Linked DNA regions of Mus musculus: region 2 is linked to region 1. Evidence: chromatin loops called from intact Hi-C (ENCODE). Cell type or tissue: heart. All regions are shown on one strand. Each heading gives the region's core, and the rest is flanking DNA. Links, peaks and the distances in the headings are about the cores only. Region 1 holds the start of Ggh (gamma-glutamyl hydrolase). Region 2 holds the start of Rmdn1 (regulator of microtubule dynamics 1).

Region 1 (2,911 bases), core at 120-2,619:
ACATATGTTACATGACTCAACTTGAAGAATCTACCCATCTATGGAAATAGCTTTGAAGGAAGGGTTCCAAATATTAGTAAGCCACCCACTTGAAAACCGGACCACTCCTGAATACATAAAACAAGTTTCTAGTTTCTCTTTAGTGTTCAACTTCAAGGAAGAAAAAAATAAGATAAATGTCAAATTCCTACATTTGTCTACCTATAAATTTCTTTTGTCAACTTTAACTACAGGCTGATTTCTCCTTGGATGCTATCAAATGTCTGACATGAATGCAAACCAGTTTTACCCTGATTGAAACATAAATATGCCAGACAGAAACAATGTCACGATTTGGCTGAGATAAAATGAATATTCAAATCCTCAAAGTCGATGTTGATACTTGATGCTAAAAATGGCAAAGTCCAAGTCCAGGACACACTTTAGTTTCTTACCTATTTCATGTGTGTGTGTATGTGTGTGTGTGTGTGTGTGTGTGTGTGTGTGTGTTGTATCTTCATGTATGTCCTGGAGCAAAGAAACGTAAGTTTTACCTGTGTGCAGAATTTCTGGGATTGGAAAGGCAGGGAAAATGGTGGAAACACAGGTCAGGAAAAGCACCCATCACCCTGAAATCTGACTAAATCCTCTCACCAGTTAACACTCAAGAGTAAACTAACATTTTTAAGGTCTTTCTCCCTTCTCTGTTATTTCCTCTGATATTTCACTGGAAACTTCATGTACAGTAAAAGACACATACTAACCCCTTGTGCAACACTAGTAGCTCCTTGCTCTTATCTTATTCAAGGCACCTCTGCAGCCGTCCTATAATCTTAATTATCATTATGGACTACGAGAACAGGAATAAAGAGTGAGATCCTCTGGAAACTTCTTGAACTACGAAATTGAGCACTAGGTCAGCCGAGGTGGAGTCTTCTCTGAGAAACCCACAGCACGATTTCTCCTCTGCTTCCTTCTTAACTTGAGCTCTTCTCTTCCTACTTCTGATACATCCTAGCTTGGTTCACACTGACTGTCCTTAAAATTCTTTTCCCGCACGGAAACCTCAAATCCTGGGTTTGCCTCAACTGTGGTTCCTAAAAGTTACGGGACCGCCTCTAGCTGCTTTGGGTGCCAAGTAGTAGCGAAGAGCTGAGCCTTCATTGGGATCCCGATCCTCCAGATGCAGAGGTCTCTAGAAGGACATCAGCATAAGGTCCCATTGATGAGAAGCGCGCCGCGGGGTCTGCACCGCTGAGAAACAGAGCGCCTCGCAGACTACCGGTCCGCAACACCTGCCCCAAGCCTCCTTACCGATGATGGGCCTCTCGGAGCCATGGTTGTAGGGTCTGGACATCCCGGGACTTGAAAGCCCGCATAGTAGCAAACCCAACAAGCACAGCAGGTAGCCCAGGTTCGCCATCGCGATCGCAATCGCAATCCGGCCTCCGCCCCCACTTAAAAAGGTTCTTCAGCCAGGCGCGCGCCCGGCGGCCAGGTTGGGGCGCGGTCTCGCGGCCTGGGCGGTGCCAAGCTCGAGGGCGCGCAAGGCCGCGCCGCTCAGGCCTCTGGGAAGTGCAGTCCGGGTGCTTGCGGTGCGGAGCTGGGCGGGCCGGGCGGGGGCGGGGCCGGGGGGCGGGCCGGGGGGCGGGCCGAGGCGGGCCGGGGGCGGGCCGAGGCGGGCCGGGGGCGGGCCGGGGACAGAAGGCTCTGGGAGCGTGCTCCAAGCTTGTCCATCGCCCAACGCGCGACCTGCAACTCGCATCCCGCGGCCCAGCGAGTGGCACGCGCGCGAAGGCAGCTGTGGAGACCTCTGAATGCTCCCTGTGAACTCTTATGTGGCCTGGCGAGGTCACCTACACCAAGTGGATACGACCACCCCGGGACCTGATGGCGAGCTCGGGTCCCACCTGGCTCTGTGCGGTAACCAAGCAGCAAGGCCCGCAAGGTTCTAGAAGTTACCAGAGAACTATGCTGCATAAACGCATAGGTTTTCTGGCTTTGATATCCTGACAGCATTCGATGTTAGGACAGGGGTTCACTTCCGAAAAACCACTGATAACATATTTATTTGGGCACAAGGATGTCTGGAGGAAGTAAAAAGCACAGAGTACTTAGAGTACTTGTGTCTCCCTTTCCTTTAGAACCCTGTCAAGGGAAGGGGCTGATTCTTGCCACCTAGCCCCCCAAAAAACAATACCAGGCCACACTCGATACAAAGTGCTTGATTAACTTCGCTGTTACCAGCAACCCCAGAAAACCACTAGTATCTTATAAAATGATAAGAGCAAAGCTAAGCAGTTAAAAACTCAGGTTGACTAATATATTTTGAATGTTCAAATGCATGCACTCATAGCCAGCAGCACAAGGTAAGTTTCTTCCTATCAAGGTTCAACTAAACTCCAGGTTAAAATAGAAAATCTGTTGAAGATGAAACGGTATTTTGAATGGTGTTATTTGTGTAAGAGGTATACAATTTAGGGGGAAAAACATACAATGTGACTTGTGGAAAACTAGTGACAAGGTTCTGGCATTCATCAAGAAATGCAATACATTGTTTAGTTTAGCAAGACTATTGTAGACTGGAGTGTCGAAAGATATTGAGAAAATGCAAAGCAGGATTGAGCCTGAGTTGATAAGGATCTATTGCAAATATGCATCCATGCCTCTGGAGCAGCATCTATCCACAAAGGAGGAAAATTATCTGCTATTATTCACAAAAATAAAATCCAGATAGAGAAAAGATACAAAGGGGAAAGGGGAAATACTAGACTTTGGTATGAAAATATAAATTATATGTGTATCCATTCATAACTTTGATGGTCAGATGTTTTCATAAGATATCAAGTTTTATGAACATCATAAAACATTTAAAAAATCAAGTATTAATGAAAAACGAATGGGTTTGGCCATGTTAAATTTTAATAGTTCT
Region 2 (2,911 bases), core at 285-2,784, 470 kb after region 1:
AGGACTCAGAAGGCTTAAAGCAAGAAAACTACTTGGGGTGTATATTAAACTCAAGCCAAGCATAGCCACTTAGGGGAGTCCTGGCAACACAAGTAAACAAGCACGTCCACAAAACAAAACCCTAAGATATTAAAGGAGGCCTCAACAGTCAAAGCCTGACTAAACCTCAGGAGAGATCTTAAGTTAGACACCCAGGTAAGCCATATCTAGATTCCTGACCTACACACGCCATGGATAGTAACTGTTTCTTTATAACAGGCATTTATAGGCCGTACTTTAGGGTTTAAAATTAGCAAAATAGTTATGAGAAATATATCTTAGGGACCGATGTCATCCCTTTTCAAGAATACAGTCATAGCCTGTCTAATAAAAACAGCAGAACTGAGACAATTTTTAAAAATCTGAACAGCTTTGGCGTGCATAAAAAACAAGAAACTGAAGGATAATTACTGAAAAATAAATTTTCTCATTTATTGACAATTTCAAAGTTACATCACAAATATTTTTGCCCCCAGGTGCGAGGCAAAGGCTTATTAACACAGAACTTACTTTTTTCTTTCTTTCTTTCTTTCTTTCTTTCTTTCTTTCTTTCTTTTTTTTTTTTCCTTCTCCTGTTTATTTTGGGACAAGCGCTTACTAAATGGCCCAGACTAGCCCTGAACTGGCTCGACACATCCCAAGCCAACCTTGAATTTGCGATCCTCCTTCTCTGGACTCTCCAGTAGTTGGGACTACAGCATTGAGCCACCGGGCAGAGCTGCCCGAGGTAATAACCTGAGTCCAGAGACGGTCGACTTTCTCAAAACGGTCAAAGTTCTTTCACCTTCCCGTTCTATTTTGGGACTGGAAGGGCAGAGAGGACGCACCCCTCAGTCATGAGGCCAGCTGTCTCAGCGGAGGTTTGCAAAGCGGAAGCTCCACGACCCTCGGGCCGGGTGCCGCACCTCCAGACCTGGCGATGGGGGCGCCCCCGACGCCCTGCTTGATGGAGCGAGCAGGACCAGGACAGCGGGTTACCTCGCAAGCGCGGACTCCCCAGGCGCCACAGCGCCCACGGCTGCCCCAGGTCCTCGTCTGCTGACAGACGCGGAGTGGAGGGAGACGACGCCACAGTCGCGAGGACAGCGCCATGACTGACAGCTTCCCAGCGGGACTGACGACGCGCTGGAGGACCTGACAAAACGGGGCGGGGCGAAAGTCAGCTCCGGAACGGAGTTCCAGAGGTCGGCCAGCACCACCTCCTTCACGCCGGCCCGCAGCTTCCGGGCCTCGGTTTCCAGAGACCGGAAATAACTCCGGGTGGGAGAAATGGGTGGAGGGGAACCATCACGCATGCGCACAACAGGCTCAGGCGAGGGACGAGAGCCCTCCTCTGGCTGTCAGCGACTGTCCATTGTAGCTTTTGTGGTGGTTGTGGTTGTGGTTGTTGTTGTTTTGTTTTGTTTTGTTTTGTTTTGTAGTTTTTCTATAACGTCCTAAAGTCTTCAACAGTAAAGTGAATCCTGGCACTTATGGTACTTTTTGAAAATAAGTACTTGAATGAATTACATTATCTTACATAAGGAGGAGGGTGGAAAAACACATCCAGAGCCTGGAGGTGGTGGGAACTAAGAGAAAGAAACAAAGCCCCATGAGACTTAGTCAGGAAATACCAGAAAAAGAAGTCCTACCATAGCCAGAGCTCAGAGTGCTTCTCTAGCTTGCATGAAGTCCTGGACTCAGTTCTCAGCACTGCATTCGATTGGAGTGGTAGCCTATAATGAATGCCAGCGTTCGAGAGGTGGTCACATAAATCAGGAGTTCAAGGTCATCCTGAGCTATATAATGTGCTGAGTGCTAGCATGGAATCCCGGACACCCTGTCTCAAAAAAGAAAAAAAAAAAGTTGATTGTTTTAATCTCAGCGCTGTTGTATTGATTTAAAGATAGCCTGAACTACTCAGTGAATTCCAGTCTAGTCTGAACTACTGAGTGAGACTGTTAGACTCTGCATCTTAAGAATTCAGATAGATACCCCAGTTCTTTCCTGGGTAGGGACACATAAAAAATAAGACAGGTTATATCCGAGAGAGAGAGAGAGAAATCAGATTTTAATTTAACTTTTATTTGTTGTCTTAAATTACTTAAATACCCATTTACTAAAGGTGCTATGTGGTGCTGGGACCCTTCATGTCCTTTAACCGTTATGCTATTCATCGTTAGGTGTAGATAGGAACTGCAAGTTATAAATGAGGAAGATGTGCTTCAGTACGAGTTTGAATTCTCCAGAATCAAATCGCTCATGCCCGTGAGAAAAGGGATAGAACATGTGTTTGGAGCAAGCTTCCCAGGTGTAGAGACATGAGACATTGCTTTTGCTATTACATACATCATGTTCATTTCAGTGATGATGGAGAAATGTGCCTGTAAATATTTTTTTCAGGAAGTAACAGAATCTTGGGGTTCACAAACTTTGCACTAAACTTTGGCAAATCCAAAAGACACACTCTCTTTGCTTTGTTTTGAAGCAGGGCAGGAATTTCTGGAGTTGGTACTGGAGTGACAAGGGCACTTTCTTCACTCCCCCACCCCCCACATTCTAGTTCTTATTCAATACTTAGATCTATCTCAGTATCCTAAATTTGTCTGGCAATCTTACTTGGTTTTCAATAGTTAGGCATCATTACTTTAGAGACTGAATAAAGTTCTGTTGGTAGAGTGCTTGCCTTGTTTCAATGAGAAGATAAAACTGCCTTCTGTCCTTTTGTCTCTGTGCTGTTCTCTTAAGTAGCCTCTTTTCCCTTGCCCCCCTCTTTTGGTGAGAGTTGGGCAAATTCTATTCTGTCAAATCTTTCTCATTTTGTCTACCTCTCAATTAAACCTTACTTTCAAACATGGGTGCTTTCTTCTACAAACTAAATTTGCCTTCATTG

The links. Peaks named below come from ENCODE experiments on the same cell type or tissue, not always from the same donor. Only the 100,000 strongest peaks of a DNase experiment are listed, where the experiment ranks them.
Region 2: it touches region 1 in a loop (4-fold over the local background); 5 of 42 quality-filtered maps call a loop at or near these places.

What each region holds. Positions count from the first base shown.
Region 1 is chr4:20,040,665-20,043,575 of GRCm38, reverse strand. Ggh (gamma-glutamyl hydrolase) reads right to left here and starts at 1,524. Exons shown (of 9, transcript NM_010281.2): 1 at 1,294-1,524. The coding sequence starts at 1,402. It overlaps 4930598A11Rik (a long non-coding RNA gene), which reads left to right and starts at 1,672. Exons shown (of 2, transcript XR_881147.2): 1 at 1,672-2,348. In heart, for the core only: no CTCF peak of the experiment used is centred there; a DNase peak (open chromatin) is centred at 1,445; H3K4me3 peaks cover 1,397 bases; H3K27ac peaks cover 874 bases.
Region 2 is chr4:19,573,434-19,576,344 of GRCm38, reverse strand. It overlaps Rmdn1 (regulator of microtubule dynamics 1), which reads right to left and starts at 1,279. Exons shown (of 10, transcript NM_025476.6): 1 at 1,018-1,279. The coding sequence starts at 1,131. In heart, for the core only: a CTCF peak has its summit at 1,371 (motif pointing left); DNase peaks (open chromatin) are centred at 1,264 and 1,694; H3K4me3 peaks cover 1,496 bases; H3K27ac peaks cover 1,539 bases.